Linked DNA regions of Mus musculus: region 2 is linked to region 1. The links are chromatin contacts, found by Hi-C or POLR2A ChIA-PET in ENCODE. All regions are on one chromosome and are shown on one strand. The core of a region is the stretch at or near the end of the contact, and the rest is flanking DNA. Distances in the headings are between cores, read along the strand shown.

Region 1 (3,416 bases), core at 554-3,053:
CTCTGAGTGCTGGGATCAAAGGTGTGTACCACCGCTACCACCTGTTGCTGTATTTTAAAAATTTAAAACAGGGTCTCACTCAGTTGCCCAGGCTGGCCTTGAATTTGTGATTCTCTGCTTCAGCCTTTCTGAGTATCTGAGATTACAGATCTTCCTTAGTAGGCCTAGCTTGTCCTTCAATATTTAACTTAAAGTCTGGAGTTCAATTCCAAGCATACATATAGCAGCTCAAAACTATTTTTAACTCTTGTTTCTGGAATCTGGTGTCCTCTTCTGGCCCTCGAGGACTATATGTGGAGCACAGATACGCATAAAGGCAAAACATCAATCCACAAAGAAATTAAAATAATTTAAAAAGTATAACCTGGAACTTGCTATGAACTATAGTTCGTCTAGAATTAATCATGATCCTTCTGCCTCAGTCTCCAGAATGCTGTGATTGCAAATGGATGGCATCTTGCTTAGTTCGATAAGTGCTCCGTGAGTGAAGAGTGAAATTATCTCCTGTTGCTATGCATGCAGGGCAAGGGAGTAGGAGGGATGTGAGCCTGGAAGCCAGAAAGACCCAGGTTAGAAGAGAGGTCTGCTTTTAGTACTCATGTGTCTCAGTTATGCAGGGTTTACCCAAGGCACAAATGATAGCATAGATCAGCCAGCTCATGTGTCATGCAAACACAGAATAAGTGACATACATGTATTGCATATATATATATATATATATATATATATATATATATATATAAAATCATATGTCATTTTATTTATTTTCACTATTTTTGTGTGCATGGGTGTACTTGTTTGCAATGTGAATACAGGTTCCCAAGGAAACTAGTGGTGTCAGATCTCCATGGAGCTGGAGTTACAAGTGGTTGTGAGCTGCCCAATGTGCATGCTGTGAATTTTACTCTGCTCCACTGTAAGAGCAGCCCATGCTCTCTCTCTCTTTCTCTCTCTCTCTTCTGGTTTTTTGAGACAGGGTTTCTCTGTGTAGCCCTGGCTGTCCCGAAACTCACTCTGTAGACCAGGCTGGCCTCAAACTCAGAAATCCGCCTGCCTCTGCCTCCCAAGTGCTGGGATTAAAGGCGTGTACCACCACGCCCGGCTTTTTTTTTTTTTTTTTTTTTTTTCAGCCCATGCTCTTAACCGCTGAGCCTTCTATCTCTTTATGTCTTTTCACTTTTATTTTTATTTTTTAAAGGCAGGGTCTCATGTAGCCTAGACTGGACTCAAACTTGCAGACCCTTCAGCCTCTACCTTCAAGTGATGGGACCAAACCCTCAAAGGAGTGGCATTTCTCCTCCTGGTGGGTGGGTAGGCTTACCTCTTTAGAGGCTGCACCCTTAAGCTGAGTCAGGCCCACAGACTGTTACTGGTACCCTCTCCCCATGGCTCACAAAACGTGAGAAACCATCTTCCTTAGCTCGTTTGCCAGTTAACTCTGTCTGCAAAGTCCCTGGAGCCTATGGTCCTGACACAGGCAGCCCTACCCCAGGATCCTTGATTCTTTTTCTTGTCCTTCAGCTTCCACGAGCTACGGTCCAATCCTCGACGGCGCACAGAACTGGATCCTTGTGTTGCCCCATCCATAGAATCCGGCCCCTTTATGTTCCGCAGAGCGCCCCACCCTCAACCTCCTCTAACTGTGGCCGTGAGGGAACGCGGTTCTGACCCACTCCCAAGTGATCCCGCTGCACATCTTTAGTTTACCGGGTAGCGTCTCTTCAGTCACTCCCGGGGCCCCGCCCCCGTTAGCCCCGCCCCCGACAGCCTGTCCTCCGAAGCTCCGCCCCCGAGGCCGGGGTAGGGTGGCGACTGGCTCTGCTGCCCCGCCGCCCTCTGCCCTGGGCGCTGGGTCGGAGCGGGCCGGGTACGGCGGGACCGGGCGAGCGCAGTGTACTGGGACTTCGAGGCGAAGATGGCGTCAGGCAGGCGCGCTCCGCGCACCGGGTTGCTGGAACTGCGCTGCGGGGCGGGCTCCGGGGCGGGTGGCGAGCGGTGGCAGCGGGTGTTGCTCTCTCTGGCGGAGGACGCGCTGACCGTGAGTCCCGCCGACGGCGAGCCCGGCCCGGAGCCGGAGCCCGCGCAGCTCAACGGCGCCGCTGAGCCCGGCGCGGCGCCCCCACAGCTGCCAGAAGCGCTGCTGCTCCAGCGGCGCCGCGTGACGGTGCGCAAGGCCGACGCCGGCGGGCTGGGCATCAGCATCAAGGGTAGGTGTGGGGCACCCAGGGCACGGGGTCGTGTTGTCTGTGCTGCTGCGGAGCGCTCAGGGGTCATGGGGGCTGGTAAACGAAAACCTGTCTAGGGCGGAAAGGAGTCTCCGGGGGAGGAAGGAACAGAGTGAGGGAAGAGCACCAAGGTCGGAAGGGGCTTGGGGAGTTCAGGTGACTCAGAAGACACAAGTGTGGAAGGATGGGGGGGCGCACCAAGGACATTGGTGCTTAGTTCTGTTTTGAAGCAAAATGGTAGCTATGGGTACCAAGGGCAGGAGGGTCCCCGGGAAGACTGACAGGGGCGGGGGCGGCGGTGAAAGGAAAGGGACTTGAGGCCTGGGACACTGCTAGAACAAGAAGGAGGTGGAAGTCATGAGACACAACCTAGGCAGACTGGTAAAGGCCTGGAGTCTGGGAGCCCAATGTGGGTGCCAGAGATGGGTAGGAGGCACAGGCATTAGCAGAGAAGGGGCCAGTAAGGACCTAGACATCTTGGGCTTCAGAGGCTGTTTGCCTATGCTGGGAGTCCTGATGGCTAGGGTTGAGTCTCCTCATCTGCCCATTTGTACATGAACAGGTACATGGAGAGAGTGAACCCAGAGTTGCCATTCCTTCCTGAGAATTCTTAGTTTCCAAGACTGACAAGTGTTTGGCATGATCTCAATCTCATGTATGCCAGGCTAGACACATGGTCACTATGTAGCAGAGGAGAACACTGAATATAATCTTCCTATTTCCACCTCCAGAGTGTTGGGATTACTGGGCTCTGCTGCTAAAATAGGTTTATGTTGTGCTGGGGATCAAGCCTAGAGCTTTATAGATGCCAAGCAAGCACTTTACCGACTGACTCCTTCCCTAACTCATTTAGGCTGCCATTGGAGTTCTAGAACTGTGAACTTCCACAAGTCACTTCCCATTTCTGAGTCTGTTTTGGTAACTTTACAATGAGGATGTTTCTGAGAGCAGGGCTTGCCGGCATGTGTGAGAGAAAAAGAGGCCAGGAGGGACTCTCAAAGCAACTAAACGCGGTGCTTAAAAATCTATGTTCAGGGGTGGGTGGGTATGGGGGACTTTTGGTATAGCATTGGAAATGTAAATGAGCTAAATACCTAATAAAAAATGGAAAAAAAAATCTATGTTCATAGCCAGCGCTAGACTCATCATTTCTGTCCCTCTGTCCGTCAGATTGAAAGTATTCATATACTC
Region 2 (3,340 bases), core at 350-2,849, 140 kb before region 1:
CTGGTTTGGGTATTCAATTGAAAGCAAAAAGGAGGCTCAGGGTTAGCTCAGAGAGGGAAAAGGGCAGCCCATTCACATACGAGAACCCTGCCAGCTGTGAACACGGCAATCTGTTTATCTGGTTCTCCGTGCTAGGACAGAGGTACAGCCTCTGTTCCTGAAGTCCCCCCTGGTGGCACCATCCATTCTCGTTCAATATAAAACTCAATCGAATACATCTCGCACCAGCAAAGGGCCGTGTTCCTGGTACATGGCCCGAGTCATCCAGCGGCACTGAAAGGAGTTCAAGGATGCCATCATGGATCCTCCAGTCCACACAGCTGTGTCCCGCCCGGGATGAGCCACCAGACAGGGCTGCAGGGCCGGGTACCCATGCCTCCGGCACTGTGCCTCCAGCTCCAGGTTCATGCGCTCCACAAAGCCAGGGAAAAGGGTGGAACCTCCAGCTAGCACCACCGTATTGGCCAGCCGTGTCCGCAGTGTTGTGGGTATCTTTTGCAGTGCTTGGAAGGCCAGCGTGGGCAGTCCTGGCTCAGGGTGGCCTAGGAGACTTGGCTGGAAGATGGGTTCAGGGCAGCGGAAGCGCTCGCTGCCGAGGCGCACGTAGCAGCCATTGCCCAGGCAAAAACAGGCCCTCTGGTGGCGGGCAGGGTCACAGATATCACCCTGGAAATCTAGCGACACATAGCAGCAGCGCTTCTTGAGCTGTGTAACGGTCTTGCGGGACAGGCCCTGCAGCTGAAGATCTGGGCATGCTGCCACTAGCAAATCTCGAAAGTAGCGCGACAGGGTACTGCCTGCCACATTCAGACGGAAGGTGGCCTTGTGCCATGAGTGACCCGCGTAGATGGGTGTGGCGTGGCACACGCCCGCGCCCGCCTCCACAGCCAGCCCACTGAAAGCTCCTATGGAGCAGAGTGCCAGCAGCGCTGTGTTGGCCATGTGGCACGCAGGCACTGTTAGGGCCTCGAACAGCAGCTCAGCCACCTTCTCTCGGCCCTTGGGTGGTGCTGATGGTGAGTCGCTCACCAGCACAGGCCACTGCTCGGGGTGGACCTGCAGGCCTCCCACCATTAGGCGCTCCCACAGTCCCTCCAGTGCGTCCCAGTCCACCACTACTCCATGCTTGATAGGGTGCGCACGGGCCACGCCGCCTGCCAGCTCGCAACCTGGTGCTCCTGGCAGCACAGGCCGGTCCCAACTGGGCATCAGACTTGAGCTCTTCAGCACAATGCGCGGCTTCATCTCCCCAGCGAAGCCTGCCTTGGTGAAACCTGAGCCTTGGTCCACTACCACAGCAACGTGGTCCAATGAAGGCAGCCTGTGGGCGCGGCGAGTCCGGTGCACCGAAGACGCCACCTTCAGGGCTCAATGTGCCCCGAAGCCCTATGGGCCTTCAGGGCGGATAACTGGCCCTCTTAGTTCTCAGCTCCGCCTTTGGCTATAAGGCTCCACCTCTTAAGAGTAGGGATTCCTTTTTTGTGGCACTACCTCAAAAGTAGTGTCACTATTAGTCAAGACTTGATTCTTCCTTAGAGTCCCAGAGTCCCAGCCTTCCTAGGCAGCTCTCTTCACACGTCACTTAGCTTGGCTAGAGTTACCTGGATGTAGAGGTGGGAAGGAACTTAGATTGGGCTCATTATGACCTCAGCCTTGCAGGCACCCCCTCCTCCACCCCCTTGCGTGGGCTAATGGCAGCAGCCATTTGGGAGCCCATGTTAAGGATCTGTCTGTTTGGAGTATTTATGTGCTCTGGCTAGATGTCCAGCACTTTAACTCTCGGTTCTAAAGAGAAACTTCAGATGTACAGGTACTTTCCCTGTGTGACAGCCGCATGGGGTCTGGTCTGACCCCTTCAGCTTTGAAGCTCACATAGCAACCCTAAGCAAGTCCAAGTCTCTTCCGTGGTGTTTCTAACTCCTAAAGACAGCAATGAGCCCTGCCTCCTGGATAGACCATGTTGGTTGCAAATAGAAGACTCAGATGCACCTAAGCTAAAATAAGGATCTTATTACAGAGATCCTGGATATTTTCTGGATCATAGGGGCAAAAATAGGTCTTAGGAACAGGATCTGCCCATATAGGTATAACTGGGAAGGTCTCTTAAAGTTCCCAATTACAGTTGTAGGGGAGATGATGGAGCCAGCTTGAGCCAAGCATGCATGTGCTGATAACATTTGACAGGGCAATTAGCTCTCGAGTAGGGAGACACATACTGTGTATGGTTCACACATTTTCCAGCACAATTCCAGCCTGTGGATAGTAACACAAGTGCAGCCTTAATTGCATAGCTTATGGTTCTAGTGAGCTGAGGCATTCTGCCATCTCTAGCCCCAGGTGAAACATTCTCAGTGTGTAAGACTTTTTTTTTTTTCTCGAGACAGGGTTTCTCTGTGTAGCCCTGGCTCTCCTGGAACTGACTTTGTAGACCAGACTGGCCTCAAACTCAGAAATCCGCCTGCCTCTGCCTCCCAAGTGCTGGGATTAAAGGCGTGAGCCACCACCGCCCAGCTCAATTTTTGTTTTAAGCAATCTGTGGTACTGAATTCAAGTTACTCCTACCCCATCCTCTTGAGTGCTGGTATTGTCACAGGAATGGTGGCTTTAGGGTCTGGTCTGGAGCTGGGTGTGGGATCCAAGAAAGCCAGCAGTGGCTTCTGTTCAGAGCATGCTGCTTCTCTCGGGAATAAGAGTGACATCAGAGGCCACTGGTGCTATGTCAGTATGGAGGAGCAGAGGGAGAGCACTGATGGCAGTGGGGATCGGCAGCTGGGTGTGCATACACTAATTGTAGCCTTGGCCTTTGGAGGGGCAGCAGAGAGACTGAGGATTATATACTAGCAGGGGAAACTAATTTGCCATACACAGATTAGTGGTTTGGAAGAAGATTTTGGCTACAAATGGTAGAGGATAGAACTGGTACCTCTGGAGGAAAGTGCTTTGATTAAGGGACCCTAAAGTTTGGGGGACCTGAGTGCTTGGGAGCTGACAGGCTGTAGGGTGAGAGACTAGAGGTTCAAGCCCCTTTTCTTGAGTGTGTGCCAAAAGCAGACTCTGAGGTTCCAGCTTCACCATGACTGACATCCTGGTATGATGTTTGTAAGCCTGAAACCCTTCCTCTTCCGAAGAGGGATTTTTGAACGTTGGGGACTCTTGGAGACCTCAAACCTTTGCCTGAAACAAGTTCTTCCTAGCGTTGCTCAAGTCCACCTTCAGTCTACGGATTTGGCATGAGCTGACCTTTGTGCTACGAAAAGTAAAAGGCAGCCCTAGCTCCAGGTCGTGTTGGTGACTGTTCTAACTCCTACTCGCTCGGGGCCTCAGTTTTGACCAGGTGACC

What was found. Hi-C counts contacts between places; a loop is a spot of excess contacts on that map. ChIA-PET counts read pairs that join two places held with the same protein, here RNA polymerase II (POLR2A).
Region 2: a loop to region 1 is called in a map of CH12.LX, with 3 times the contacts of the local background. The contact joins the promoter of Actl10 here to the promoter of Snta1 in region 1. A Hi-C loop is called at or near these places in 12 of 37 maps with a recorded cell type or tissue (CH12.LX, Patski, T-helper 17 cell and 6 more). POLR2A ChIA-PET finds 5 or more read pairs at or near these places in 3 of 5 experiments (Patski and embryonic stem cell).

What each region holds. Positions count from the first base shown.
Region 1 is chr2:154,406,471-154,409,886 of GRCm38, reverse strand. It overlaps Snta1 (syntrophin, acidic 1), which reads left to right and starts at 1,803. Exons shown (of 8, transcript NM_009228.2): 1 at 1,803-2,207. The coding sequence starts at 1,916.
Region 2 is chr2:154,550,035-154,553,374 of GRCm38, reverse strand. It overlaps Actl10 (actin-like 10), which reads right to left and starts at 1,599. Exons shown (of 1, transcript NM_001171640.1): 1 at 99-1,599. The coding sequence starts at 1,245. The coding sequence ends at 205. All of the region lies in intron 5 of Necab3 (N-terminal EF-hand calcium binding protein 3), which reads left to right. 1700003F12Rik (RIKEN cDNA 1700003F12 gene) reads right to left here. Exons shown (of 3, transcript NM_029305.2): 3 at 3,325-3,340.